Linked DNA regions of Mus musculus: region 2 is linked to region 1. The links are chromatin loops, found by intact Hi-C in ENCODE. Cell type or tissue: left cerebral cortex. All regions are shown on one strand. Each heading gives the region's core, and the rest is flanking DNA. Links, peaks and the distances in the headings are about the cores only. Region 1 holds the start of Usp42 (ubiquitin specific peptidase 42). Region 2 holds the start of Eif2ak1 (eukaryotic translation initiation factor 2 alpha kinase 1).

Evidence for each region. Peaks named below come from ENCODE experiments on the same cell type or tissue, not always from the same donor. Only the 100,000 strongest peaks of a DNase experiment are listed, where the experiment ranks them.
Region 2: it touches region 1 in a loop (6-fold over the local background); 7 of 42 quality-filtered maps call a loop at or near these places.

Annotation. Positions count from the first base shown.
Region 1 is chr5:143,725,610-143,740,986 of GRCm38, forward strand. It overlaps Usp42 (ubiquitin specific peptidase 42), which reads right to left and starts at 6,671. Exons shown (of 18, transcript NM_029749.2): 1 at 6,554-6,671; 2 at 2,171-2,417; 3 at 880-1,080. The coding sequence starts at 2,408. It overlaps Gm38737 (a long non-coding RNA gene), which reads left to right and starts at 6,846. Exons shown (of 3, transcript XR_868672.3): 1 at 6,846-8,243; 2 at 8,945-9,098; 3 at 9,449-9,822. In left cerebral cortex, for the core only: a CTCF peak has its summit at 6,682 (motif pointing right); DNase peaks (open chromatin) are centred at 3,663 and 6,867; H3K4me3 peaks cover 2,337 bases; H3K27ac peaks cover 696 bases.
Region 2 is chr5:143,803,215-143,818,591 of GRCm38, forward strand. Eif2ak1 (eukaryotic translation initiation factor 2 alpha kinase 1) reads left to right here and starts at 14,578. Exons shown (of 15, transcript NM_013557.2): 1 at 14,578-14,794. The coding sequence starts at 14,677. In left cerebral cortex, for the core only: no CTCF peak of the experiment used is centred there; DNase peaks (open chromatin) are centred at 6,434 and 7,675; H3K27ac peaks cover 207 bases.

The DNA of each region.
Region 1 (15,377 bases), core at 3,180-11,179:
GTGTAACTGTGTAATCTGTGATACACACAACCAACAGAATAATGTTGAATTATGTCAGATCGGGCAAAATAAAACAATATATATGTTGTAACTCCATATATGCAACATACAAAAAAGTAAATAAAATCAAGCTAATGTGTTGTAAGGTGGATCAGCCAGTTGCCTGGGACTGAGGAAGTGGGGACTGCAAAGAGGCACCAGGAAACTTTCGGGTTTGATGAATATAACTGTGGTCATCGTCTCAGAGACACAAAGTCAACACGCATCAGCGTGTGAATCTACAGTACAGGCTTTCTATCAATCACACCTCAAAAGAACTGTGGCAGGGAGGGATAGGGACAGCAGACAACCTTCAAATTTCTCTAGCCAACACTAAGCTGGGCTTCTACTGAGTTAAAAGAAATGTAAAAATCTAGGAATGCCAGGTCATACCTGGAAGCTGAGCAGGATTTTGGACTCGATTTGAAGATTACACAGCAAGACACACACATACACACCCCAAGGGATTCTGAAATGTCAAAAGCTAACAAAATAAATAAACTTCTTTTAAAATACTTTACAGATCAAATTAGGTGTGAAATGTTCCTTATGCAACCCAAAACCAATCCTAAAAGTCCCTCCCACCCACCCTAGCTTCTGAACCAGCAAACCAACTTCTCTGTGATCATTTAACTTGGATTTTTTTGATTTTTTTTTAATGCAGGCTGTGGACTGAACCTGGAGCCTTCTGCATGCTAGGTGAGCTACTACCACTGAGCTACACACCCAGCCCGTGGTAGTGTAATGTCACTACATTCTTCATTCATTTCAGAAGAAGACAGCATCAGGAAAGCAGACCACAGCACTGAAAACAGGTTCTCAAGAGCATGAGGCACTCACATGTCTTGGAGTGTTCATGGGATAACATGTAATTGGCGAGGGGTGGCGTGTAAGTCAGACACTGCAATGCGGCATTGGCAAAACAGGTGTTGCCCAAATTCTGGAGCCCAGCGCCAACTCGATGACTTTGTTGCCACTTAAGACAAATCTTTTCAGATGGAAACAGGACCTTTTGAGGAGGAGCAATGCCATCACCTAGGACTTAAAAAAGAGAGCAAAAAAATTAAAAACAAATAAGCAAAATACATAGCAACGTCTAAATCTGATCAGGACCCTACACCTCATTACTAGCCTGCCACAAACACAGAAGACAAAGTCCAAAGCCTAGGGTGACATTAACTCCACATTCACTTGGCTTCAACAAATCATCTTCAAGGACCCGGGGCGGGGGGGGGGGGGTGTTAACAAATTAAAGAATCTTCAAAGACATAAGTCCACCTAAAGCCAAACGTGGGCTTCATTTACACTGGAGGACCTGCAGGAGGGCTCGCAGGTAAAAGAACTTGCCACACAAACATGACAACCCAAGTTTAATCATGGAACCTGCAGCAGAAGCAGAGAATCTGACCTCAGAAACTTATCTTCTGACCTCTACATATATACCATAGCATGGAAACACACAAATAATACTTTTAAAATTATATAATAGAGGAATCTAAATATTGACTAGATGCATTTCTGTGTGCCACACCTGTGCACATGTAAGCACTGGTGCTGTGAGAGCCAGAAGAGGGTGTAAGTCAGACAGACAGAAAGACAGACAGACAGAGACACACACACAAACGAGGGAGGTCTGTGGTTGGAGGTTCAGCTAAGAGGCCATGAACTGTCGGCAGCTGGCTGATGGATATATGGGTTTACTGGACCTACAACTTTTTATTTTTTCCATAATAATTATCTGGAAATGTAGCTCAATTCACAGAATGCTTCCTTAGAATGCAGAGAAAGTCCTGGGTTTGATCCCCACACAATGCCCCTGTGATCCCGGCATTCAGAGACAAGAGAATCAAGAAGACAAAACAATCAGGCCAGCTTTGGCTACATAATGAGTCTGAGGCCAAGATAAAAGTCTATCCTTCAAGAAATTGGGAATTTAAAAAAAAATTCATCTGACAATTAAAAATCAATCTATCCTACTTGTTATACATGGTAATAATGATCTGTGGGTGGGTGTGGTAGATAAATGAATGAATGCTCATTAGAGCAAAATGAAATGGTGTCAATCTTGGACCAATGCCCTTCTGAATCCCCGGCATGGGAGCCCCTGGCGGCAGTAACTCTGTACTCATACCTTGATCCTTTGGTGGTGATGGCTTTGATTTTTCAGGTACAGACGAGTTAGAATAAACTACAGCACCAGGCACTGGCCCTAATGGAAGTGTGTGACTTGAGACATCACTTATTGAAGACACAGCGCCCCAGCTGGCAGAGCCTGTGTCCATGTCTTCAGGTGAGACCGCCTCACAACTGCCAGGCTGGTTCTGACAGGTTGATGGGTCTGAAGGTTCAGTTTTGTCAACTATGGTCATTTTTCAACCCTGCAAAAGACAAAAAGTACATTTGTTTCAAAGAGTGAACAGAGCAGTCTACTTGCCAGTCACTGTGTCCTCCAAACTTGTGTCTAACCAAGTGAAACTATCTTTAAACAAATCATCCAACAAAGAGAAACCATTAGTGGGAACAGGAATGTAGCTCCAGTGGTAGAGGTCTTGCCTAGCCTTAGTGGTTACATGCCTGTAATCCCAGCAATGGAAGTGGAGGCAGGAAGATCAAGAATTCAGTACAAGACTCTGTCTTGGAAAGACCTTGTTTTGGAAGCAGCAGCAGCACCACTACCAAAAAACCCTTTTCCTGTACCACATCCCGCAAACCATGCAAGGTTATACTCAGGCTCCTCAATCCACAATTATGTACACTAAAAACACCATATATATATATATATTGTATATAATATTTGTATACACACATATATATGTGTATATGTGTATGATATACACAATTATATACACTAAAAACACATATATTTTATATATGTGTGTGTGTATGTGTGTATATATATATATATATATATACACACATACACATACATACATACTGCTTAAAGCTAGGAACAGTCTACAATTTAATATATTTGATTACATTTTTAAATCATATACCATTTTTCAGGGAAAAAAGTCAATTAAATTGCATAAAGAGAATATTTAGCTTTAATTTTTAATTGAAAGTCTAAAATACTATTGTATGAAATTTGAAGTTTTGAAAAATTTTAGCTACAGAAAAGTCTTACCAGTGAAGCAAATACATTTTTCTGAAAAAGTCCAGCATTTATAAGTATTTCAACTTTTAGAATTAAACCTGTAATTTTGCTAACATCAAACTTTGAACACAAATATGTATTTAAATCTCTGAATCTTATTTTTAAATCTACTAATTGAGTTTTTTTGATGTGCTAGGTATCATATTAATTGCTGAATATTTATTTATTTGCTAAATTTTCATGATAACCCTTTGGAAGATCAGCCAAAATCTGCAAGGTCAGTGACTGAGCCCCAGCACCCAGCACCCAGCACCCAGCACCCAGCACCCAGCACCCAGCAGGACCGTTGTCTAGCCATTATGCAACCCAAGTCAGCAAAGTGCTTTTAAGGAATGGTCCTCAAAATGTCCAGGCAGCCAAATCTACATGTCAGACCTTGAAGAAAACCTTTCAGGAGTGCTCAGCTGCCCTCCCTATGTTCTTCCCAGCATCTGAACTTGGCACGCTTTAGTCTCTGGAACACTCCGCACGTTACACTCCCACCATAGACAGGGCCCATTTTTAGTCCAAGCTCCTTGCTGAGGTCCTGCAAGCTATTCTTCACATGTTCTCCATCTCCTACCTCTGCTTAGTTAACACTTCCCCTGTCAGGGTTAGAACTCATTCCTCTACAATGCTTTTTAGAAACCCATCCTAAAGGGTTTCCTTGACAACACCTTTCACCCCAAGATTGGGTAAGAAACCAATCCTAAAAAGTCCTTGTGCTGATCTCCATGGTAGCATGTAGTAAAAACTTAACTCCACCCTACCTGGTATGGGGGAAGCTTTCCAAACATGTGTTCAACAAATGAATGAAATCGTGCAAACAGGAAGTTACTAGTGTTTGCTTGTAGCACCAGCTTGTGCTTAGGGATTTATATATGGCATCTCATTTAATTCTTTAAAACCTCTGAATTAAAGGGAGTACCTCTAAAACTTGGCCTTTAAAAAGTTCACCCCTTTTAAAGTACAAAGGGTAATAAAATCCTTGTGTACTTCAGTGAACAGATGTCCCCATGTTGGTGCTTACAGTCAAGTTGTTCCTTAAAAGTTTCAACCTTCTTGTTTACAATTTTTAATTCAAGTGAAGTTACAACCTTAACAATGTAGGGGCAGTTACATAAAATCAGAAAGTCAATAACTTGAATACTTAATCAAATGAAGATAAATCACCTTCAGTCACAAGAAAATTTGGGCCTACTAGCCAAATAAAGTTTATATATTTCTCATGCTACAGGCAAAAGAAATTCTATATACACATACAGACACACACACGTGCACACACACACAGTGTATTGATGGAAAAAAAGGAACAGGAGGGAGAGTTAGGGGAAGGAGACAAAACTCCGTAATAAGGAAAGGCTAGTCTATCCTTACTTAAAATAACATTTATAGTAAAACCCCTTGATTTTCCTGGGACAAGCAACCTTTCCATACAATGATTAACAACCAACCAAACAAAACACCGTACTCATTCTAGCAAAGATGCTGTGATAGGCTTAGGAGATAAATATTAAGGAAAACACAACTCAAGTCATCAGAAATATGTCATTGTTTTGATTCTGGCAAGAATAACAGAACCCATCTATCTTCTTCACTTGGATATTCAGCCAATGAATATCACCTTAAAGTCACCAGGGATCAAACTAAACTCCACCTATAAGAGCCAACCTTTCTTAAAACCCAGCTATATTGTGTAAGACAGGTTCATATGGCTCCTGTTTTTAGTCTAAGTGAAGCGTCTGACAGTTAGTGTTCAAAACGGCCTGTGAATGGTAACTACTTACTCAAAGCCCAGCCAGTCCCAACACCTTTTCATGATATACAAAGTTACAACAGTCCATTTTGAAACCTGACCAGGGACCAAAGCTGAATAAATGTGCAAGACTAATTACTTGCTTAGGTCTCTTTTACGATAAGTAAATGCCAGGCTACATTTATCTTTCTCATTTTAAGAAAGAATATCACTATGTACACATTGTGTCCCCCCACATACACTGAAGAAATAAGGTCAACGCATTAAAAAAAACCTGTTATGCGAACTCTTCATAAACAGTATTATACAAGTTCTGGTAACATTTCAGTTTTAAGAAACTTTAAAAAAAGACACCACTTGGTTTTTAATTGTATTTTGGTAAACAGAATGATTAGCCGTAAAACTCTGCAAACCAAGTACTTACTGTAGTCTTGAATCAATGATTACAGAAAAGAAAGTGAAACTGTCCCTGAGTAAAAACAAATAAGTGTAACTCATTATTCACAGACCTAAGCATCTGAATGAGTGACATGGTAAAAGCAGAACGTTTAAAATGCATGCTTTGAAGAAAAGTTCTCCTCCATAAACAGCTGTGCGAACCTGGATCCGGTTGTTACTTTGTAAAAGGGGCGTTAACTAGTTTCCCCGACACTTTTTGTTACTTGAGTGTATTTACTTGAAAGAACCACAAACAAGCAAGTCCTAAGGCCTTCAGATATAAAAGAGCTATTCAACAAAAGTAATCTCAACTGTATTCTAGGGAGGTTAAAGTCCTAGATTGTAAAACTTTGGTCCCGTCAAATTTTCATTTCAAACATCTGAATCTGATCCCTCCCACCCGCCCTTTCCTCCAGGTAAGTTGGTTCTCTGTGCCCCAAAAGATAAAGAGCCTGGGGGAGGAAGGCACACTCGCTTTTTCGGAGGGGAAAGAGCTACGGGGCTCCTCCCCCCCACCCCAACACCCCCGGCTGTCCGCCTCTCTTGCGGGTGTCCGCTCCGCTACGGCGTGGGCAACTCGGGTGTTCTGCTGAGGAGCCTAGTGGACTGCGCCCGGGTGGGAAAGTTTGTCGGGGTGGGGTGGGGGCGGGGAGGCCAGCCCGGAGCTCCGAGGGGCGCCCTGGAGCCGGAGGTGGCAGCCACGCGGGGGGGCGGCGGGCGGGCCCCGGACGCCGGCTACGCCGGCTACACTGTCCCGGCGTGCACACGCCCACCCCGGCAGCTCCAAACGCGCCGGGCGGCCCGGTAGCTGCCGGCCGCCCGAGCAGCGGACCGAGGGGGCGGGCTGGGGCCGGTGGGGGTGGGAGCGCTGTGGCCATGGCAACCAGGGGGGTCCGGCCCTTCCGTGCAACCCCGGCGCTGCCTTCGCTGCGAGCCCGCCCGCCGTGGCCACCGCCTCCTGCTCTGCGGGCCTGGCCCGGCCGGGCGGCGGCAGCGCCAGTCCCGCAGCCGTGGGGTCCCCGGGCCGCCCGGCGGCTGTAGAGGGGGCGGCGGGCGAGGGGCCGCGCTAGTCCCGGCGGGCCGCGGCCGGCTGAAGGCGGCGGGGCGGCTGAGGCCGCGAACCAGGGACACGCGGCCCGGCCCCACGCCGGCCTGCAGCGGGCGGGAAGGAGGCGGGAGCTTACCTGACCCGGCTCGGCACTCGCTCCATCCCCCTCGGCCGCCGCCGCCGCCGCCGCCGCACACAGCCCAGCCGCCCGGCGGGGGACAATGACGTGCCTCCATCCGGGCACCGCCGCCGCCGCCTCCGGGTCAGCGCCGCACCCGCAGCTTGCCGGCCGGGCCGCCAGGGGGCGCACCAGGGCCGCGCCCGCACGCGCCGCCGCCACGGCCTCCGCCGCCCAGGGGCCGTCGCGCAAGAGGCGCGGCGCGCAGCTAACGGGCCGGGCAAACGCGGGAGGGGCCGTCGCCCAAGGGCGGCGGGGCGCGGGCTGGCCTCACGCGTCAGCTAAGCGCCGGGCTCCGCCGGAGAAAGCACACTGATTGGTCCGACGCCCTGATTGGCGGGATGCACTGATTGGCTGGGTGTCCGGCAGCAGGGCGGGGAGGGGCCGCTTCCGTTCAGAGTTCCCGGAGTGGCCCGGGTTGGGGCCCTAAAGCCAGTACACCTGAGCTCCCATCCCGGGAGACTCATGCCTCTCCTACGCGTGGCCCTGCGGACTACGGTGGCGAGGCCACTGGGCTCTGCGATCCACGGGCCCTCACCGCGATGGGGCCTCCGCTGTCTCTACCTTACGTAGCCCTGCCAGGCTAAAGAGCAGACCATGCACCCCCCTCAACGTCTCACTTCAAGTCTTAGCTCTCCAGATTGAGGCAACTGCGCCCCAGTCCTACAGTCATGCTTCTTGTTACTTCCTGGATCCTGAGGCTGGACAAAGTAGTTCATCCTTGTATTCTCTCCCCTCCAGCGCCTGCCTGTGGTACCCATTTAGTACACACCCCTGAAGAGCATTCACTGCTGATCAAAACCTTTCACCCCCTAGACCACCAGTTCACTACACCCTACTGACCTAAAGAGCTGTGGTCCTGCCCACCACCCACTTGCCTTCTCTCTCACTAAGCCTAGTCTAACTGACTCCTCCAGCACTCCACTCTGGTTTCACTATACTCTTGTGGACACAGTTTTTTGTTTTATTTTAAAACACAGATCAGAAGAAGAAGCTAAGCTCTTTAGCTTGGGCATTAAAAGTCCCATTTTAATGATTCCCAGTACAGGTGAGTCTGAGACAGGAGAATCACAAGTTTGAAGACACCCTGTGCTACAGAAGGACTCCCAGTCTCAAAACAAAACACCCAACTCCATATTTCCTTTTTCCTTTCATTTATTCCAGCCACAGCATGCTATGTTAAGCTTTTAACATTATAAAGAGGTCAGGAGCCTATACCTACTCATGCTACCAACTTCATTACAGTCCCTATAGGTTGGCTATAAAATGTCTATTGAGTATTTGGAGCAAAAAACTCAAGTACTTTGAGGAATTAAAAAGGAGAAAGAGAATCCTAGTTGCTCACATTTCAGCATCTCCTGTCAAAATTAACACCACAACTTTTTTCTTTACAAAAAATGGTTATGGAATTTCACCACTGTAGACCATTATTAAGAGATTTGCAAAAGGTAAAATAACCCATGTCTGTGATCCTAGAATTCAGCAGCTTAGGCAGAAGGATTGCCATGAGTTCAAGCCAGCCTGGACTACAGAGTAAAATCCTGTCTGTAATCCAGGTCAGCCAAGACTATAGACTGAGACCCCATCTCAAGGAAAATGACCAATTTGTGCGACTAGAACTACCTGCTCAGTACTTTGCCTTTTCCAGGTAATTAAATTCAAATGCTGAGGAACTGAGGGACTAGTTATCTAGCTAAACGTTATGGTATTTCAGAACACTTCCCTTTGAGGTCCCAGAAGTTTACCCCGCCCCTGTTGGGATTTATTAAGAATGGGGTTTGGTGTTTGTTTTTAGAGGCAGGGTCTTATTCTGTATAATGGCTTTAAACTCTACAACCTCTGCCTCAATCTGCAAGTGCTGGGCTTACAGATTTAAATGAGGGAAGAAAGAGAATTTGGCCCCAGTGGACAAAACATTCTCAAATGGCCCTCACTTCTGCTTTGATTTTACACAAAGTTTGATGTTCTTTAATTCAGGTCACCTTAACAATTTGACTATAAAAGCATTTTGTGTGTGTGTGTGCGTGTGTGTGATATGTCTGAGTGTGTGTATGTCAAAAACAGGTCAACATCAAGTGGTTTTTTTTTTCAACTGCTACCATATTTGTGTAGTATGTGTATGGACACACTTGCAGGTGTGCATGCTCATTAGGAAGTCAACTGTTAATAGCTCTCATATTTCCTCTGTGTGTGTGTGTGTGTGTGTGTGTGTATGTGTGTGTGTAGAACAGAGGTTAACATTTGGCATCTTCGTGTGTCACACTGAACTGAGAGCTTGGTTAGATGGCATCCATCAAACCCCTGAGATCCACATGTCCTGTGCTATGTCCCCTCTCTACTCCCTGGAAGTGGAAGGGCAAGACAGCATCTACAGAAGACCACTGCAACTATGCCTGAAACACTGTTCCCGCCGAGAGCACTTCAGGTCGTCTGCTGTGGCCTTGGAAAGTAGCTCTCCCAAAGCACAGAGTGCATTCTAGAAGATCGTGCAGACATCTCAGAGGTAAGAGAATTGCCCCCTTGCAATTCTTACCATAGCCACCACTCTAAGCAATAGAGGTATGCCATGGCCGGATCATTCCTTCTCTGACAGCAGGCTTTTTTGAGAAAGGGTATCATATAGTCCTGGCTGGCCTAAAACTAGCTGTGTACCTGACTTTGAACCACAGATCCTCCTGCACCAGTCTCAGGAGAACTGAGATAACTGGGGTGTACAAACATGTACACCATCTGTAGGGTGTGTGTGTGTGTGTGTGTGTGTGTGTGTGTGTATGCATGCCAGAGGAGAACTTCAGGCATCACTAGATCCTGTTTTGTTTTGTTTTGTATTGTGTTGTTTTGTTTTTGAGACAGTGACTTTCACTGGCCTGGAACATGCCAAGAAGGCTAGACTCATTGGCGATAAAGGCTTTACCACCTCAGACCTAGGCAAGCAAGTCCATGTCACCACAGCTGCATATGAGTTATGGCCATCTATCTCAGTTCTTACTGCTTGGCAGAACTTTACTGGAGGATCGGTGGACAGATCAGTGAAATGGCTAAGTAGTTTGAAAAGGCGCTTGCTGAAAGCCTCAGGGCCTGAGTTAGATTTCTGGGACCAACTTAGAAGAAGGAGAGAACTAATCTCCTCCAGTTGTCCTGTGATCTCCGCCACAAGCATGCTGCAGCAGATGTGCAACACCCCCAACACCAAATAAATGTAAAACTGTTTCAATAAAGGACCCATCTCCTTCATCCACGGTTACATTTCTTGGGACAGGGTCTCACTTTGTGGCCCAGGCTAGCCTAGAACTCAAAGCAATCCTCCTACCTTAGCTCCCTGAGTGCTGGGTATGCAAATATGAAACACTAGATGTAACTTACAACTTGTATCTTATGACATTTGACATCATCCTGACCAACTTTGCAGACTTGGGGAGACTCCCCCTCTTACAGAAGCTGACTCTGTTGAAAGACAGTTTATATACCAAGAGGATGTCTTCCATCCACAAAGCAAACTAGCTGATGTTCTATTCACAAAAACATCCTTACCCCACTCACTGTCAAATATGTATGTTGCTACCACTAAATCATGAAAAACAAGTGACAGGCAACTATGTCTTCACTAAAATTATTACAATTTGTCAGTGCTATCTTGCCTAACTGCCTATGTTACTTTTGTTTTTGTTTTTGTTTTGTTTTTGTTTTGTTTTGTTTTGTTTTTCAAGACAGGGTTTCTCTGTGTAGCCCTGCCTGTCCTGGAACTCACTTTGTAGACCAGGCTGGCCTCGAACTCAGAAATCCACCTGCCTCTGCCTCCCAAGTGCTGGGATTAAAGGCATGCACCACCACGACTGGCGCCTATGTTACTTTTAATAAAAAATGCCAGTAAAGATTATTCCTAAGACGCTCCCAAAATCCTACTTTTGTTGTTGTTGCTGTTGACAGTCCAGACTAATCCTGGAATACTCTTTGTTTCTCAGACTAAATCAAACGTAAGCATCTTGAATTTTGGGCTTACAAGCCCATACCTCACAGTGCTTTTTGTCTTCATTCTAATGCTTATTCCAACCTGGCACCCGCCTGACCCAACTGACACGGATCAAGGCCCTGTTGGGCAGAGCTGCTGTTACTTCCTTCCAGAGCTCCTACAGAGCTGCCTGGAGCTATGATGTCTTTATCACCCCGCCTCTGACACCTGCATCCTTAATATACTACAGGTTATCTGGAAAGGGGGCAATAAGACAGCAGACACACCAAGTGATCAACTTACCTCAAAACTGGAGGAAGTAATGTAGAAGACTCGAGGAATTTTCCTCAACTGGGGAGATGTAATTGGTTGCAGGCCGGCAATAGACTTAACCCTGAGGGTCAGCGGTCTTCAGGCCTGGTGGTGTTGGTCCTGAGGGCTGCCTTCACCAATGAGTCTCCTAGAGAAGCACAGAGGTGAGCTTGTCATTATGAAGGATGACCCATCAGGTCAAGGGCATTGCTCTAAGCTTGATGACCTGAATTCCATCCCTACAACAGCAGAAGGAGACAAGTGCTGTACGATTGTCCTCTAACCTCTAGCACACTAGAAATGTAATGGAGCCTTTCTGAAAGGAAGACACAAGGATGATGTAACCCCTGAGCTTAGAGGATAGAGTGATTCCCTAGGATGCAGAGAACCATGGGTCCCCTCTCCATAAACAAATCAAGGGCAAATAGTAGCTGGGACTTGTAATGCTCAGACTCCGAAGACAGGAAGCACTACTTCAGGAGTTCAGTCTTATTGTGAGCAGCGCAGTGAGCCCATGGCCATCCTACATGGTGACCTGAGAACATGAAACATTAAAAGGCTCTGCCCCAGAATCTCAGAGGGGAGGGAGGAGGCGGGAGAGGAGGGAGAGGTGCCAGGGGACAGCCTCTGGTGTTGTCCCTAATCTTTCATCTTAAAAAATATATATTTTTTTCTGTGTATGGGTATTTTGCTTGTATGTGTTTAAGTGTACCGCGTGCATTTCTGGTGCCTGCAGAGGCCAGAAGAGAGCCCCAGATCACCTAGAGCAGGGGATACAGGTTGTCGTAAAGTGCCTTGTGGGTGATGGGGACTGAACCAAGGACCTCTGGAAGAGCCCTGAGTGTTCTTTACCACCTAACTGTCTCTCTAGCCCCACCTTTCACCATTTGTAAGTGGTCTCTTGCTGTCTACTGTGTATGCTAAGCTAATTGCCCCAGCAGACTGTTTCTGGTCTCTGCCTGCCTTCTCACGGTACTGAGCCTAGAGTGCTGGCCCCTCACCTCAGCTTCACAGCTTCAGCAGACTTAAACTGAAATATAAAAGGCGGGTCCTCATGCTTGTTGACACAAGTTTTTACCCATAAATTCCTCTTCTCAGCTTCCCAGTCCCCATTTTTGATAGTCCAGGCTAATCTGAAACATCCTGTGTTTCCCAAGCTAACCTCCAACTAGTGAATTCCCTGCTTGAAGCTGCGGAGTCTTGGAGTTACAGACCTATTTATTATGCTGCTTTGGGATCTCATTCTGGCATATGCCTCTTCAGCTAGCCTGGGGCCTCACCTTGACCCTGCTCCTGGTGTGATGCAGCGCCCTCTCTGTGTAGGATCTGTGACTGTGTGACCATATTCCTAACAAGTCTTCCCATGCCCTCCTGGGGCTGTAAGAGTGAACCTAGATCCCGCTCTGACATCTACGCCCTTGGACCTCAGCAGGCATCTAGGAAAAGGGAGATGGAAGACCCACCAAGTGTCCAACTTACCTCAAGAACTATAAGTAGTAATGTGGGAGATGAAGAATGGTCAGAGGTCTTGGGACCTGGTGGCCTTGGTCCCTATAGGCTGACCTCACCAGTAAGCCTCCTAGGAGCAAAGATACAAGCATGTTATTAAGAATTGGCAGGACGGCTTAGGAATAAAGGTGTTTGCTGCAAGCGCAGACTCCTCAGGTTTGACCTGCAGGACCCAGTGAAAGGGGAACAATGAGTACCCTCTGACATTGCAAATTATGTAGAGCACACAGAGTAATAAAATATTTTAACAAAAGAAATTACTTTAGAATGTCAAATTCATTGTGTGGAATGCTAGCATAGCATACAGGAAACCATGGGTTCCTTCCCAAGTACAGTAGAAAGGGCCTGTGGGAGGTCAGGCTTGAATCCCAACATTCCCAAATGTGCAGGCAAAAGCCGGTGAGAGTGGCATACGACTTTTATTCCAACACTTGGCAGGCAGAGGCAGGCAGATGTCTACATTCCAGGACAGGGATACACAATGAGACTACAGCCAGGGATAGACAGTGAGACTCTTGTCTTGAAACAACAACAAAGCTGCAGGGAACTGAGATGGGAGTTCAGTGTCAGAATGAGAGACGCAGGGAGTCCATGGCCAACCTACATGAGAAGGTGATGTGGCATTAAAAGCTCCCCCCCCCACCCCGTCCAATCCTTGTCATTTTTAATATGTGTGCATGCGTGAGTGAGGATGAAGTTTATCAAGCCCTCCCTCTAGTGTGGTCCTAGCCATATACATGCTTTAAATCAGTGTTTCTTCCTCTATAGTTCTCTGTTGTTATCTTGAAAGGGGGTTAAGGGGAGAAGCCAAGAGTCTAGCTCACCCAAAAGAGTAGAGAAAGGCCAGGCAGTGGTGGCACACGCCTTTAATCCCAGATCTTGCAAGGCAGAGGCAGGCATATTTCTGAGTTTAAGGCCAGCCTGGTTTACAGAGTGAGTTCCAGGACAGCCAAGGCTATACAGAGAAACCCTGTCTCGAAAAACAAACAAACAAACCCAAAAACAAAAAAGTAGAGAAAGTAACTTGGAAGGCTTGGAGAGGGCAACTCCAATTGGTGGGGGCTGGCAGAGGACTTGAGCCCAAGGGTCACAGGTCCTGAAACTTACTGATATAGGGCCCTACTGCCCTATATCAAAAGAGAAAGGACTGTCATTAAGGATAGGTTTTAGGGACAAGGCAGATGGTTTAACTGATAAGGGCACTTGCCACCAGGCTAGCTGTCTGAGTTCCCTCTAGGGTCTGCAGAGTGGAAAGACAGAACAGAATCCATGAAGTTGTCCTCTGCCTTCCCATGGAGCGATGACACATAATAAAGAATAAGTGGAATTAGATGTTTTAACAAAAGAAGTGATATTAGGATCGAGCAGAGTTGGCAGTGTGCTGTCCTAGCGTTCAGGAAGCCATGTGTCCTCTCTCCAGCACCAAAAAAAAAAAAAAAAGAGTACAAAGCAGATATGGCTTGTAGTTCTAGCGCTCCTGAACATGGAGGCAGCTTAATCAGGGGTTCCAAGTCACCAATGGTGGCCATGCTACATGGTCAGGTCAGTGAGACCATGTGATGGAATTAAAGGCTCTCGCTCTCAACCTCTCAGAATCTCTGCTCGTTCTTCTTCTTAGCCTTTTTGGGTGTTGGATGAGGGTGCTGGCTTGTGTGCTGTGTAGTACTGGGTGTGTGGAGAGGACAGACATCTTCCAGGGTTGGTCCTCAGTCCTACGCTTTAGATGCAGGGTTGCTCCTCCACTGTCTGCACCAGGATTGTTGTCCCTTGAGTTTACAGTCAGTCTCCTGTGTCTGCCTGCTTTCTTGAAGAAGACAGCATGAGTACTGATGTCCCCCACTGGCCTCCCTGACCGGCCTTGGCATGTGTTCTCATCTTAGAACAAGTGTGACCACTTAGTGGGTGAAGCGAACTATCCTGATGCCCCCATTTCTGAAAGCCCACCTAGCCTGAAAAAACAGGTTTTCTTGTTAACCTCCAGCAGATTCCTTGAGCCTCTGGAATGTTCGGATTGCCTGCCCATACCCTAAAATGCTGCTTTGAGCCTCCCCTGCCCCCAGATCTTGTTTTCTATCACTTGATCCAACTTATGAACTTCCTAATACCAGGCCTGGCAGGGGGAAGCCTCCTCTATGGGTGGGTCAGTGAGTGAATAAGCACCTCCCTTCCAGGTCTCTCTAGGTCACCTGTGGAGGCTGTAGGGTTTTTATCAGCTCAGCTCTACCATCCCCACCCACTAGTACACTGCAGGTGTCTAGAACGTCTAGTTCCACATAGACGGCTATGATGGTTTGTATATTCTCAGCCCAACGAGTGGCACTATTAGAAGGTGTTGCCCTGTTGGAGAAGGTGTATCTCTGTGGGCATGGGCTTAAGACCCTCATCCTAGCTGCCTGGAAGCCAGTATTCTGCTAGCAGCCTTCAGATAAAGATGTAGAACTCTCAGCTCTTCCTGCACCATGCCTGCCTGGATTCCCCCATATTCCCACCTTGATGATAACGGACTGAACCTCTGAACCTGTAAGCCAGCCTCAATTAAATGTTGTCCTTATAAGAGTTGCCTTGGTCATGGTGTCTGTTCACAGCAGTAAAACCCTAAGACAAAAGTTGGTACCAGAGACTTGGGTATTACTGTGCTAGGCCTGACCATGTTTTTGTTTGGAAGAATGTGGATTTTGGGACTTTGGATTTGGAAAGCTGTGGAATGCTTTAAGTAGGGCTTAACATGTTATCCTAGTAGGAATATGGAAGACTTTGTTACTGAGAGTGATTTGAATTGTGCAGAACTGATCCAAGAGGCTTCAGTGGAGAAATTCCATATGTGGCCTAGAGACTGTCTTGTGGTATTTTGGTGAAGAGTGTGGCTACTTTTTGCCCTTGTATGAAGAGTCTACCTGAGGCTAAGGTAAAGAGAGTCAGATTAATTGCTTTGACAAAGGAAGTCTCAGAAATGCCCATCATGGACTTTGTTCTCTGATTAAGTCTCATGAAGAGCACTTAAACAAGTGTAGC
Region 2 (15,377 bases), core at 3,236-11,235, 78 kb after region 1:
AACCTAACTAGCCCTCCTGTCTTCATCCCTAAGAACCATGCCCACAAGTGTGGGCCAGCACACCAGGCTTGGCTCACCTTTTGAAGCCTTGCGAAAGGCTTCACAATTGGCCCCACATAAAAGCTCCTTCCAATCGCTTTGTGTTTGCTGCTTTTTATTTATTTATTTTTTAATTAGGTATTTTCCTCGTTTACATTTTCAATGCTATCCCAAAGGTCCCCCATACCCACCCCCCCAATCCCCTACCCACCCACTCCCCCTTTTTAGCCCTGGCGTTCCCCTGTACTAGGGCATATAAAGTTTGCAAGTCCAATGGGCCTCTCTTTGCAGTGATGGCCGACTAGTCCATCTTTTGATACATATGCAGCTAGAGACAAGAGCTCCGGGGTACTGGTTAGTTCATATTGTTGTTCCACCTATAGGGTTGCAGTTCCCATTAGCTCCTTGGGTAATTTCTCTAGCTCCTCCATTGGGGGCCGTGTGACCCATCCAATAGCTGACTGTGATCATCCACTTCTGTGTTTGCTAGGCCCCGGCATAGTCTCTGCTTTTTATTTTTATAAGTAGAGCAGGCTGAGCTTGTGAGTCAAGGAGTAGACAGCATGGTTATACCCTGGAGCAACAGGGCCTTAGTTCTCTACATTTTGAGGTACAACCCTTTGACACATGGCCATCCTTCAGCCACCACTAGAAGAGCCATTTCTCCCCTGCTCACTGTTTATATTTTTTCTCTTCCCCTTGCTTACTTCTCCTCCTCTTCTTCCCTTTCTCTTTCTAATAATTTTTTTTAATTGGCTTTTGGAGACAGGATGTTTCCTAGAATGCACTCAGGCTGACACCAATCTATGGAGCCCAGTTTGATGGCCTTCAGCTCCTCATTCTCTCCCTTATAAATGCTAGGCAGAGGCCACCACATCAGGCTCCTTACTTACAATTTTTGTATACTATATAGACGTATATGGAATGCAACAGAATCGAACCCATGATAACACTCGGCAGATAACGCTTACTTCTGGGCAAGGCAGAAAGCCAGGCTGAGCACCATAGTCCAAAAAGGAGGGTAGATTTTCTTGAAGACAGCCTGGAAGGGTGGCAGGAGCCGCGTCCTACGTCCATCGCTGCTACCGGCCACCCCAAGAAAAACCCACTAGAAAACTACACCCCAAGTTTGAGCCAACACCACTCCAGCCCAAACCCACCACCCACCCACCCACCCACCACCCCCATGCTGAGCCTGCAGCAAAACTGCCATGTGCAAACGTGGCTGTTGTGGAGTTTCCCCTGGGCAAAAAGCTACTTCCGGCTATGGTGTCCATCTCCAAGTACCGGTGCCAAATGGGGCCTCGCTGCCCCTGGCCTGGACACTACACAAGATCTAGGAACGTGGAGTATGATGATGCTTCAGTACCTGACCTCGTTCCCAGGTTCCCTACCCCTCTCCTCCCGCTGCCTCCCTGATTTCTCTTTTAACAGAAAAACCACATCTGACAGAAGACACTCATGTGAAAAAGTACGGGATGCGAGGGGAGAAGATGCTTTCTGACAAATGACAGCAGTGCATTATTATCTATAACCAGGTTGCTCAGAAAGCCAAGAAAAATAAAGTATCAGAGCCCAGCCAAGAAAAGACAGGTGTTCAGTAACAGGGAGAGAAAGCCTCAGGTAGATGTGTCAGTTTACATAATGTAACTTGGGCAACATCAAGATCCTCTTTATAAATTAAGAAGATGTTATGTATATTATAAAATAAAACATTAGGAAATTTAGTAATTAGTAGCCGACATCATTTGGGGACAAGACTGCTATAAGCAGTACTTGAATAATTGCACAAAGGAAATGAAATCTACAAAGGGCAAAGATTAAAGGATCATGGGAATATGAGCATAATATTAAGCTTTCCCAGGCAATTCTTTACTTTTACCCAGGGGTCCCAGACAACCCAATGGAGGACTTTAGAAGTGTGACATTAGGCTAAAGAGATGCTTCAAGGTGCAAAGGTGCCTGCCACCAAGACTGATGTCCCCAGAATTCATGTGGCGGAAGGACAGAACTGGCTCCAGAAAATTGTTCTCACTAACGTGTGAATCTCCCTACTTGTACACTAACTAAAGATAAGGAAATAAATGCAAAGGAACAATTTTCAAAGCCTAACATTTCTCCCTTCCTTCCTTTCTTTCTTCCTTCCTTCCTTTCTTCCTTCCTTCCTTCCTTCCTTCCTTCCTTCCTTCCTTTCTGTTTTTGGTTTTGGTTTTTCGAGACAGGGTTTCTCTGTGTAGCCCTGGCAGTCCTGGAACTCACTTTGTAGACCAGGCTGGCCTCGAACTCAGAAATCTCCCTGCCTCTGCCTCCCAAGTGCTGGGATTAAAGGCATGTGCCACCACCGCCCAGCTCTTTCTTTTCTTTATTCTTTTTCCAGTCTTGCTGCATAGGACAGAAAGGCCTAAAACTTGCTGTGATCTTTGCCTCTAATGTGATATTGACTTGACTTAATTTGCTTACTATAATCATCTCGAGTTGTATCATTTTCCTGTGAGTGACACTTTTTTCCCTCAGAGACTGTCACATATAGAGCAATCTGGCCTTGACCTTGCTAGACATCTGGGCATGGCACTGAGCTTTTGATTCTTTTGCCTCTGTTTTCTGAGTGTCAAGATCACAGGCATATACTGCTGTACCGGGTTTAAGTAAGTGTTCATGAGGTGCTGTTAACTGAACTTAGGACTTCTTGCATGTTAGATAAAGACTCTAGCAACTGACCTACATCCTCTAGTCCCTCAGTGAAGTTTTAATTAGTAGTCTTCTGATGGCCAATAATGTTGAACTTCTTTTCTCTGTTCACTGGTCACTTGTACTTTATATTTTAAGTACTGGCTGTTTGATTTCATGCAATCCTATTTGTCAGTTGTTGGCGTGATGAGTGAATAGAACCCCCTCAGAAAGTCCTTGCCTATGCCTGTTTTGAAGTCTCCCCACCCCAACACAAACTGTCTCCTATAATAATTTTAGGGTATAAGTCATATATTAGTGTGTTAGGGTTCTCTAGAGTCATAGAACTTATGGAATGAATCTCTATATTGAGGGAATTTATTGTGATGACTTACAGTCTGTAGTCCAACTCCTCAACAATGGTCAGCTGTGAATGGGAAGTCCAAGAATCTAGTAGTCGCTCAGTTCCACAAGGCTAGCTGTTTCATCTGGTCTTCTGTAGAAGTAGATTCCAACAGATGTGCTGGCAAGTAAATGAAGGCAGTCGAAGAGCGAATCTTCCTTCTTCCAATGTCCTTCTGTAGGTCTCCAGTAGAAGGTATGTTCCAGATTAAAGGTGTGTACCACCACGCCTGCATTTGGGACTTGCTTTGCCCCAGGCTGAACTTGGACTCAGAGATCTCCTTGCCTCAACCTCCTGGGAATAAAGGCCTGTTCTACCTGGCCTGGGCCTAAACTTTTCATGGCCACCATGCCTCAAGATCTCCCTATCACGATCCAGGTCAGAAACTTGTCTTCCAGCCTCAAGGCCTGGATCACAGGTGAGCCCTCCAATTCTGGATTGTAGTTAATTTCCGATATAGTCAAGTCGACAACCAGGATTAGCCATTACAAGTAGTTTTTTTTTTCTTTTCTTTTTAAAATCTATTTTGAGTTGACTTTCCTACAGGGCAAGAGAAGAAGAGAGGGATCTACTTTTATTTCCCTGCTTCAGCCCGGTTCCCAGTACTCTTTGTTGAAAGGGACAGAGCTAGGAGGGTCAAGACTTCAAGACTGTCTGTGGTTACCTAGAAACTTTGTGGGTAGCTTGGACTACATGAAACTCTGTCTAAAAATTAATAATGAGCCCGGCGTGGAGGCACACGCCTTTAATCCCAGCACTCGGGAGGCAGAGGCAGGCAGATTTCTGAGTTCGAGGCCAGCCTGGTCTACAGAGTGAGTTCCAAGACAGCCAGGGCTACACAGAGAAACCCTGTCTCAAAACAAAACAAAACAAAACAAAACAAAACAAAACAAAACAAAACAAAACAAACAAAACCAAGACGAGATAAAACAAAAAAACCCATCCACATAACACTAATACTTCAAAGTAAAACAGCAAAGAACATGAAAGTTTGAAAACAAAGAATATACCCACATCCCCATGTACCAAGTTAACCATTGCTGTCGAATTTTACTTGTGTCTTTACACAAATTATGTAGTGGATAATATACTACCACAGGCTGAGCACATTATGATAAGAAGTTTATTTTAGTTCACAGTTAACGTTTAAATTAGAGGAACTACATCTGGGATCCTCCTGCTAGCAGAGTCCCTAGGTTGCACAGACTGTCATAATGGTGAGAGAACAGGAACGTGAGAAAGACAACTGAACTGGCTTTTACAGCAATCTCCTGAAATAACCAATCAATCAAAAAAATCCACTAGTCCATTAATTGCATAAGTGGTTTAATCCACTCATGAGGGCAGATAATTAATCTCCTTTTAGATGTCCCACCCAGTCTCATCTCTTAATCTCATAAGAAAGATTAAATTTCGATATGGGTTTCCGAAAGGGGGAAGACCACACTCAGACTGTATCAACTACTTTTATTATAGAACTGATGATCGAAGATAGAGCTGGATTCCAAATGCCAGTCTTTCAGAAATCACTCCCCTTACACCCTGAGATAAGTGCTCTGAAGAGTGGCAACATAGCTCAGTGAGCAGAGTGCTAGCCTAGCGTGCTTGAAACCCTGGGTTCGATCTTTGGCACTACATAAAATTGGGCTTGTTGTTAGAGTCTTGTAATCTAACCAGTTGGGAAGTAGAGACAGAGATATCAGAAGTTCAAAGGTCACCTTTAGCTACATACTGAGAATATAGTGAAGCCGGGCAGTGGTGGCACACGCCTTTAATCCCAGCACTTGGGAGGCAGAGGCAGACAGATTTCTGAGTTCGAGGACAGCCAGGGCCACACAGAGAAACCCTGTCTCAATAAAAAATAAATAAATAAATGAGAGAGAGAGAGAGTTAGAGTTTTCTCTTATCCTGTGTGTATACCTGTGTGTGTCAGGTGTGCCTGTGTATATGTGTGTGTTCAGGTATGCGTGTGCATGTGCGTATGTGTGTATACAACAGAAGACACCCTTGGGTATTGTTCCCCAGACACCATCCACCTTGGGTTTTTTTTTAAACCACACTCTGTTTATTGTGCTGGTGTACACAGGCACGTGCCATGGTGCATGTGTGGAGGTCAGGGGACAACCTGCTGGCGTCAGCCCTTTCTCTCCACCACGTGGGCCTCAGGGATTGAACTCAGGCTGTCAGGCTTGGCACTTTTGCCTGTTTTATGAGACACCGTCCCTCACTGGCCTAGAGCTCACTAAGGAGGCTCTTCTCACTGTGAGAGGAGCACACTGCACCACAATGCTGAGGCTACTGGAGGGTTCCACCATGCCCAGCTTTTCCTTTTCTTTTTTAAATGAATTCTGTGACCCTCAAACTTGGATCTTTGGGTATCAAATTCAGGTCTTTGTGCATACAAGGACACGAAAAACTCAAACTTTCCCAATTGAGCCATCTACCTAACCTGGTTTTTTGAGACTGGGTTTCTCTCTATAGCCCTGGCTGTCCCGGAACTCACTCTGTACACCAGGCTGGCCTTGAACTCAGAAATCTGCCTGCCTCTGCCTCCCAAGTGCTAGGATTAAAGGCGTGTGCCACCACTGACCGGCCAGTAATTATGCTTTTAAAGTCAGGAACCATCTGGGCATGTTGGTACTTCCCTGTAATCCCAGTACTCAGGAGGCTTTGGTGTGAGAATTGAAAGTTCAAGATCCGTCTGGGTTATATACTGTGTTTTGGGCAAATGTGGAATGCATAGAAATCATCTCTCAATTTTGATGATGATGGTGGTGATGGTGGTGGTGGTGATGATGGTGGTGATGATGATGACGTTGATGATGATGATAGTGGTGGTGATGATGAAGAAGATGACGATTCCAGTGCTAAGTGGGAGCAGAGCTCAGTGGTAGAGTTCATGGAGCTTTGGGCTTGGTCCTTAGCATTGCAAAGAATAAAGTAAAAAGCTAGGCATGGCAAGAGTGGATTTCTGTAGTCCTATCAGTTGAGAGGTGATGGTGGGAAGATCAGGAGTTCAAGGCCAGTCTGGGCTACATTGGAAGTTCAAGTCTTGCTGCAGTTACATGAGACTTTGTCTCAAAGGAAAAAATAAACTCCAAAATAATAAGAAGAGTAATAATAAGGTCAGAATCATTTCCATGTGTGTCTTAGCATTTTAGTATGACTCTATGTGCAGAGATAACATACATTTTTGGCATATGTAAAGAAATTTGCATATGTGACACCATGCTGTTCTTTCTGAAGCTAAATTTGGACTCAAACTGCCTGGGTTTCAATTCAGTCTGCTGAGGATCTGTCTCTCTGCAGGGTGATGAGAATGTCTAAAATTATCCGCGGTAGCTCTGAATTTCTCTGAACATACTAAATTCACTTTACAAGGGTGAATCTTATAATATACAAATTATATTTTAACAAAACTATCATAAAATAGATACAGGTGTTTGGGTCCCCAGAACCCACATAGATGCTGAGTGTGCATGGTGGCCCCAAATGGCAGGGGTGGGATTCCCAGAGCATGCTAAGTAGCTTGACTGGCTGTATCAGAGATGCTCCAGGTTTGATTGACAGCCCCTGCTTCAGTGAGTAAGAGGAAGGGAAACGAAGGACTCCTATGTTAACTTCAGGTCTTCACAAGCATGTGCACACATGTGTATCTTCCTTCTTGAACAGGCATACACATAAGTTCAGAGCACACACACACACACACACACATACACACCACAAAATAGGGAAAATATATAAATACCAATGGAAATTAATATGTGGAAAAATCCTAATTGCACGACGTGTAAGTCGTATGTTCTTGGGCTAAGTATTTCAAAAGCTTCCTGTGCCCCTATGTTCTTGTCTATAAAATAAGATAAGCGCAGTATCTTTATGGCATGGTTGTTATGTGGAATCAGTGAGTGAAAATACTTAAGGCAAGATGGGTAGTAGGGCTAACATGACAGTGTTCAGTAAACAGGAGCAATGACTATAGTTACATTGTGACTTAGGGCCTTCACTAGGATGATTCAATGTCTCTGATGATCTACCTGAACTACTGTGATGGCTAATCTTATTATATGTAAGTACATTGTAGCTGTCTTCAGACACACCAGAAGAGGGCGTCAGATCTCAATAAGGATGGTTGTGAGCCACCATGTGGGTGCTGGGATTTGAACTCAGGACCTTCAGAAGAGCAGTCAGTGCTCTTAACCGCCGAGCCATCTCTCCAGCCCCCGTGATGGCTATTCTTGGTTGTCAACTTGACCATATCTGGAGTGAACTACAATCCAGAATATACAAAGATCTTATGAAAAGGTAAAGAAAGAATTAGGTCCTGGTCTGGTGGCACGCATCTTTAATCCCAGCACTCAAAAGACAGAGGCATGCAGATCTCTGAGTTCAAGGTCAGTCTACTGAGCCAAGTTCTAGAACAGGCAAGCTTAGGCAGTCGAGGAAATAATCGAAAACAGAAAGCTGGTGAAGATGTAATAGAATAAGGGGGCCTGTTCCAGCTCCAGCAAGAAGCAGAACTTGGCAGCCTTGGCCATGTGGCTTAGAGTCAAGAATAAAAGGGGTCACTGTCTCCCCCTGGCTGCTTTCAGATCAAGATGTAGAACTCAGCATCTCCTGCATGTTGCCTGCCTGGATGCTGCCATGCTTCCTGCCATGATGATAACAGACTGAACCTGTGAACCTGTAAGCTGGCCCCAATTAAATGTTGTCCTTATAAGAGTTGCCTTGGTCATGGTGTCTGCTCACAGCAGTGGAACCCTGATTAAGACACCTCCTTACCAGCAGTTGCTCAGCATTTTGCTCAGTGCTCAGGAAGAGTCACTCTACATTCACAATCTTTGTCCATCTTCCTGCTGACGGACATTGACTAGGTTTCTCCTCTGCTGTGATAAAATACTCCGACAAATGTGACGTAAGGACGGAGGAGGTTTGGTTTGTTTGTTTGTTGATGGCTCATTGTTTACAGGCACAGTCCACTGTGGCAGTTAAGTCACAACAGTAAAAGTTTGAGATAACCTGGTCAACTGCGTCCACAGCCAAGAAGCAGAGAACGGGTCCAACGAGATGGCTCAGTGTATAAGAGGGGCTTGTAGCCAAGCCTGACAGCCTGAGTTCAAGCCCCAGGGTTCACGTGGTAAAGGTGAGATCAACTCAGACGGAGTTAATGTACACGACAAAGTGTCCTCTGACATGCTCTACGGAGCGCATGCTCACATGCATACAGCCATGTGCGCACACGGAAAATACATAAGAATGTGATTTTTTAAATTCAAGAAGAAGCAAGAGAGGACCGGGAACACAGCTCAGCAGTGTAGTGTTTGCCTAGCATGCGTGAGGCCGCAGCTTCCGTCCTTGGCACTGAGAAAAACAAAGAATGTGTTGAAGCAGAGAGCTATGGATGCCTGTACTCAGCTCACTTTCTTTCTTTTTTTTAATCCAGCCCAGAGCAAATGGTGCCAATCAGAGTTATAACACATTTAATCTATATAATCCTTTAAGGACAGTCTCAGAGGCTAACCTTAATACAGAAAATCCCTTGTGGGCGTGCCTCCAGGTTTATCTCTTAGATGATTCTAGATCCTATCAAGCTGACAACATTAACCATTACAGATATTGGGCTCTTAACATTGTTATAATACCAATAATATTGTTACTAAACACCATCAAATGCATACCCTTGGGCACCGGTATTTCTGGGGTATGTTTCTTGACACATTCCCTTGTAGCTGACTAGGACCTGCCTACATCTCTGATGTTTTGGAATTGTAGGTATGTGTCAACGTGGCTGGGGTGACACAGTAATGCATCTGTATTGCCTAAGTGAATTTGAAGACAGATATAATATGAGTCCTACAGAATTTATACATCTAGAGACAAAGATTCAATAATGGATACTGATGATGGGCGGTGGTGGCACATGCCTTTAGTCCCAGCACTCAGGAGGCAGAGGCAGGGGGATTTCTGAGTTCGAGGCCAGCCTGGTCTACAAAGTGAGTTCCAGGACAGCCAGGGCTATACAGAGAAACCCTGTCTTGAAAAAAAAAAAAGGATACTGAGATGGAAGAATCAGGAAAAAAAAAAAACCAACAAAAGACAGAAAACAAAACAAAAACAAACAAACCACCACCACCAAACAAACTAACCCAAAGTGGGGGGGACCCCAGAGGAATGTGTTGTTATGGAAACAAAGAAATATGCTGTATCAACTTTGCAGTGGCCTCGTAAAGGTTCAGTAATGGTAATGTGCTGTGACTATTCTTCTGCTAGTATTTACTTTTCGACTTTTGTATTAGGAACCACACTTTGGGGACAAGTGCGCCGTCACTCAGCCAATAAAGGCTCTTGCTGAACAAACCCAGCCAAGTAAGTGATTCCAAAAACCTCCTCGGTGGAAAGAGAACAGACTAAGCAAAGTCATTTTCTGACCTCCGCATGTACACTGTGGCCATCCACCCACCCACACACTTCATGCACACCTCCAAAAATAATAAGAAACTAAATTGAAGCTGGAGAGATGGCTCAGTGGTTAAGAGTCCTGGGCTGCTCTTCCAGAGGACCTGGGCTCCCCGCATCTACATGGCACATCATCACCATGTGTAGCTCCAGTCCCAGGGGATGAATGTCCCTTTGTGAGCCCTTTGAGCACCTGGCTCACAAGCAGTGCATAGAGATACATGCAGGGGAAACACTCATACACGCGACAAAAATGGGAAAGAGCCACACTTTCATGGATTTCCTTACAGGTTCATCTTAACTTCCCACGCTGGTGATTTCCTTTGTATGCATTCCTGTATGTATTAGTTAGGGTTTTTACTGCTGTGAACAGACACCATGACCAAGGCAAGTCTTTTTTTTTTTAATATTTATTTATTTGTTATATGTAAATACACTGTAGCTGTCTTCAGACACTCCAGAAGAGGGAGTCAGATCTCATTACAGATGGTTGTAAGCCACCATGTGGTTGCTGGGATTTGAACTCTGGACCTTTGGAAGAGCAGCCGGGTGCTCTTACCCACTGAGCCATCTCACCAGCCCAAGGCAAGTCTTATATAAAAAAAAAACCAACATTTACTTGGGACTGGCTTACAGGCTCAGAGGTTCAGTCCATTATCACCAAGGTGGGAGCATGGCATTATCCAGGCAGGCATGGCGCAGGCAGAGCTGAGAGTTCTATGTCTTCATCCAAAGGCTGCTAGTGGAAGACTGACTTCCAGGCAACTAGGGTGAGGATCTTATGCCCACACCCACAGTGACACACCCATTCCAACCAGGTCACACCTATTCCAACAAGGCCACACCTCCAGATGATCCCACTCCCTGGTCCAAGGATATACAAACCATCACACTGTATATGAGTAGAAGTGAAACTAGCAGGTAGTGGAAGTTGCATGTTGTCGTCTAGAAACTCTGCTTAGTTTGTGTGCTTGCTTGAAAGCACTGACCTTGTTAACGCTGGGCATGTCTACTGATGGTGAAACAGTGACGTGGGCCAGATACTGCATAGCACATTTTCCTTTCCCCAGGACTTTGTATATGCTATGCAAGTGCTCTACTACTGAGATCTAAAGCTCTATCTCTAACTTATGTCTTCTTTGTGCTTGTGTATGCATGCCTGTGTACGCGTGTGTGTTTGGAACATACACACACATGCTCGTTCATCCATGGAGGTGCTCACAGAGGCTAGAAGCTGATGTTAGGATTGTCTTCCTCAATCAAGCTGCATCTTGTTTTTTGAGGCAGGGTTTCTCGCTGAACTGGACCTTGCTTTTTCAGCCATCCTGGCAGGCCAGCTGTTCTCCAGGCTCTTCTTGTCTCTTCCTAAAGAATTCCACATTGGAGTTAGAGCCCTCTCATTGCTCATTTCATCTGTAAACCGGACACAACCTTAGAGGCAGCTGGGAAGAGGGACCTCAACTGATAAGGTGCTCAGATCAGACTACCATGCTGTGGCCATGTCTGCAAGGCATTCTCTTAATTTCTAATCACCGGAGCTGTGTAAGAATGGTGCTGAAGCTGTCTGTGGTGGCGTACGTCTTTCCCAGCACTCTGGAAGCAGAGGCAAGTTCATGTCTATGAACTCAAGGCCACCCTGGTCTACAATGTCAGTTCCAGGCTGTCCCAGGCCATGGAGTGAGACAAAAGTAAAAAGAAATAATTAAAAAATGGTCGCTGATTAAGTCAGAGGGAGTGCACTGGATCATCAACTAAGAAAATGCCCCCCAGAAGATCGGGCTGTAGTGTATTTTCTTAATCAGTGATTGATGGGGAGAGTCCAGCCCATTGTGGGTGGGGCCATCCCTGGGCTGGTGATCCTGGATTCTATAAGAAAGCAGGCAGAGTAAACCAGGAGGAGCAAGCCAGTAAGCAGCACCCTCCATGGCCTCTGCATCAGCTCCTGCCTCCAGGTTCCTGCCCTGATTTGAGTTCCTGTTCTTTAATGGTGAGCAGTGATATGGAAGTCTCTCCTTCCCAACTTGCTCCTGGTGCATGCTTTGTCACAGCAACAGCCAGGGTGCAAGCCAGGAAGCAGCCTTAGGTGCCTGCCTTGGCTTCCCTCCACCATGGACTGCAACCTGCAAGGAAATGAATCCTTTCGTCTCCAAGTTGCTTTCAGTCGTCATGTTTGTCACAGCAACAGAAAAGGAACTGGTATAGCCTGGTACTGCCTGGCTTTGCATGGATGCTGGGGCTCTGAACTTGGATCCTCTGGCTTGCACAGCTTGCAAGCACATTCCCTCCCCCACCTCCCCCCCACCCCAGACCCCTGGCCATCTCACCAGATTCCATATCAATGTTTTTAATGCCTACAGTCTATATCCCTGTATGGATATTTATATGTGTGTTTGGCTTTTAAATACAGAACAATTGAGTTTCATGTGTCTCAGGCTGTTCTCTGAACAGACAATGTAGCCCAGGATGGTCTTGAACTCCTGATCTTCCTCTTTCCACACTCAGGTCCTGAGATCACAGGCCCGCAACACCATGCTTGCTCAGCCTTGTATTTGGGAAGCATTCCTGTGAAGGGCATTGTTGAGTTATAAGCAGTGGCTTAAAAAACATGGGTGCAGCTCCGGGCGTGGTGGCGCAGGCCTTTAATTCCAGCACTTGGGAGGCAGAGGCAGGCAGATTTCTGAGTTCGAGGCCAGCCTGGTCTACAAAGTGAGTTCTAGGACAGTCTCAAAAAAAACCAAACAAACCAAAAAACCCATGGATGCATTCAGTTAAATCATTCTCCTGGAGGGCTGCTCTCTTCCCACACACGAGAGAGGCTGTATAGAACCGCGTGACTCTATATGGAACATACGTTAAAATAAAAATGTCAACTCTACCAATTTTTCATACCACGCTAAATTCGGAGCACAAAACAAGATGCTCATGCCAGCTGTACTTATCTGCATTGAGAGCTACTATGGATTATTTTCAACAGCACTGCACTGACAATCAAAGCAGGGACATTACCAGAGGACAAAGACGTTAACCTTTAAAAAACAATTGTATGTTTATGTGTGGTATATTCATGTGTACATGTTCATGTGCATGCATATATGGAGGCCAGAGGATGGTATCAGTTTTTCTTTACTGCTCATCACCCTATTTCTTTAAACTTGTGTGTGTATTTGTGTGTATGTATGTATATATATATATATATATATATATGTGTGTGTGTGTGTGTGTGTGTGTGAGGGTATGAGTGTATATGTGTATATGTATGTATGTGTGAGGGTGTGTGTGTGTGAGGGTGTGTATGTGTCTGTGTGAGGGTATGTGTGTATTTGTATATGTATATGTGTATGTGTGAGGATGTGTGTATGTGTGTGTGCCCACAGAGGCCAGAAGGTGTTGGATCCCCTGGAGCTGGAGTTACAGATAGTTTTGAGCTGCTAGACATGGTGCTGAAAACCAAACTCAGGTCCTCTGAAAACAAGTGCTCTCAACCACTGAGCCTTCTCCACCATATATATGCATATGTATGTATGTGTGTGTGTGTGTGTGTGTGTGTGTTTGAGACAGGGCTCCTCATCGATCCTGGAGCTCTCTGATTAGGTAAGACTGGCTGGCCAACAAGCCCCAAGGATTCTCCAGTTTCTGTCCCTTGCAGGTTCTAGTATAACATGCACAGTTGTAGCCAATGGCTTTTGTGTGGGTTTCTGGGGATTTGAATTCAGGTCCTTAGGCTTGAGCAACAAGTAAACTTACTCCCAAGTCCCAGCATCGATTTTTGAATCTTAACTTCATCATCTAGGGTAGCTTTGGAGGTGGGTGGGTGGGTTCCAGGTGGTCACAAGGAAAAAAAAAACCTTTGGTTTGAAACCAACTGGAAAGTTAGTCTCAAAACCCAAGAATTTCCTTTAGATTAGATTCTCTCTGGCATTTCCCATTTTGCTATGGTCTGTGATGGATCAAAGCAAGTTTGCTCTACTCGAGTCAGGACTTGTAGATAAATTTGTTTTTGTTCTGAAACAGGGTATCATTTAAGTCAGCCTGGCCTCAAACTCACTATGTACTTGAACACCTGGTCCTCTCATTTCTACCTCTCAAGTGCTCAAATTTAAAAATTAGAAGCATATAAACCACTACGATGGGTGATTTTTTTAAAAGATAGTTATTTTATATATATACGTATCACTTATACATATACATGTACATATATATATATATATATATATATATATATATATATATATATATATATGCATCACTTCTAAAATTAGGTCCCTTAGATGGCTGGATTTTCGAAATTAAAACACAAAGAAGAGGTTGGAGAGACGGTTCAGTAGTCAACAGCATTTGCTGCTCTTGCAGAGGACCTAGTCCAATTCTCATCAGTTATCAGTCCTCTGTAACTCCAGTCCCAGGGGATCTGATGCCCTCTTCTGGCCTCCATAGGCAACAGACACACATATGAAGGCAGAGTTGATATACCAACATCCATAAAATACTGCTTCTACTTTCCCGGTCTCCCCGCTCCCTCCCCCGCGCACCATGTATCTTCCCCTCGGTTTATTTACTTTGCCCTTGCCCCAACATCAGTTTTCACTCTCTCTGGTCTTCTTTCTGGTTTGTTAGGCTTTACCCACACTTACTCCCACGTATATCCATTACAGGTTAGGATATCTGCATTTGAGCGAGAAACACGCGGTCTTTGTCTTTCCGAGTGTGGGTCCCCTTGCTTATTATACTTTCCAGAGAAAAGTTTGCAGGTGTGAGATCTGAGCGTTTATGATGCCTACAGGGATAATATGGGAAGAACAGAGAACCAGACACAACCCACAGGGTCAAGGAGAAAGGTCCTTCCTACACAGGCAGCGCCGCACCACGCCGCGCCAGCACACCCCTGCTTGTCCTGCCCACTCGGGGCACACCCGCAGTGGATCAGCCAATCATTTCCTTTAGAGAAAAAAGGGGCGGGACAGCGAGAGCCCGCCCCCCTACAGAAACTTCCTGGTCACTGGGGCGGGACTTCCGTTGGCTCTTGTGTTACTTCCGGCTTGGGGGGAGGCTCTAGTGGCCGGCAGCGTCTGGGGACCGGCAGAGCGAGGTTACTATCCACGCTCCGAACGGCAATGCTGGGGGGCAGCTCCGTGGACGGCGAGCGCGACACGGACGACGACGCGGCGGGGGCGGTGGCCGCGCCTCCTGCCATCGACTTCCCCGCAGAGGTGTCGGACCCCAAGTATGATGGTGAGACAGGGATGGCTCGCGCAGTCCCACGGTTCGCTGTTCATATGAGTTCCTGCGCGCCAGTGGTCCCCGGTGGTCACCTAAGATCCTAGGCCGCCTCGGGGCTCGAACTCGGGCCCAGAGCTGTAGGGCACCGGGAGGTGGCGGGCAGGCTGTCAAGGGTTAGGTAAATATTTACTACAAGAGCGTCTACGCTCTACCCGTTTGTGGGCATTTGTATTTCTTGACTTCTGTTTTGCGCCACTTCCCCGAGGCCGCTTTTCGCTTCTTGTTTTTCTTCGCTGAGTGTAATCTTTGTTCACTGCTAGAATGAGATTAGATAAGTAAAGATTAGATAAGTAATGATTTCTTTTAGCGAGGTAGTACACGAACGCTCCAGTTTTCTTGAGGCTTTTGATACATGTAAATCAAATTGTGTAACGTAAGGCGCGTCGTCTTCAAAACATCGATTCTTATGTAGGTTAACGTTCTGGTATTTTACAGAAAGTGCAGTTGGTTGGTACCAGTTGCTTGAGCCGTTTTAAAACTGAAATTGTGCTCTCGATAGTGAATACACCGAGTCGTGGTGCACTCTTGTAACCCA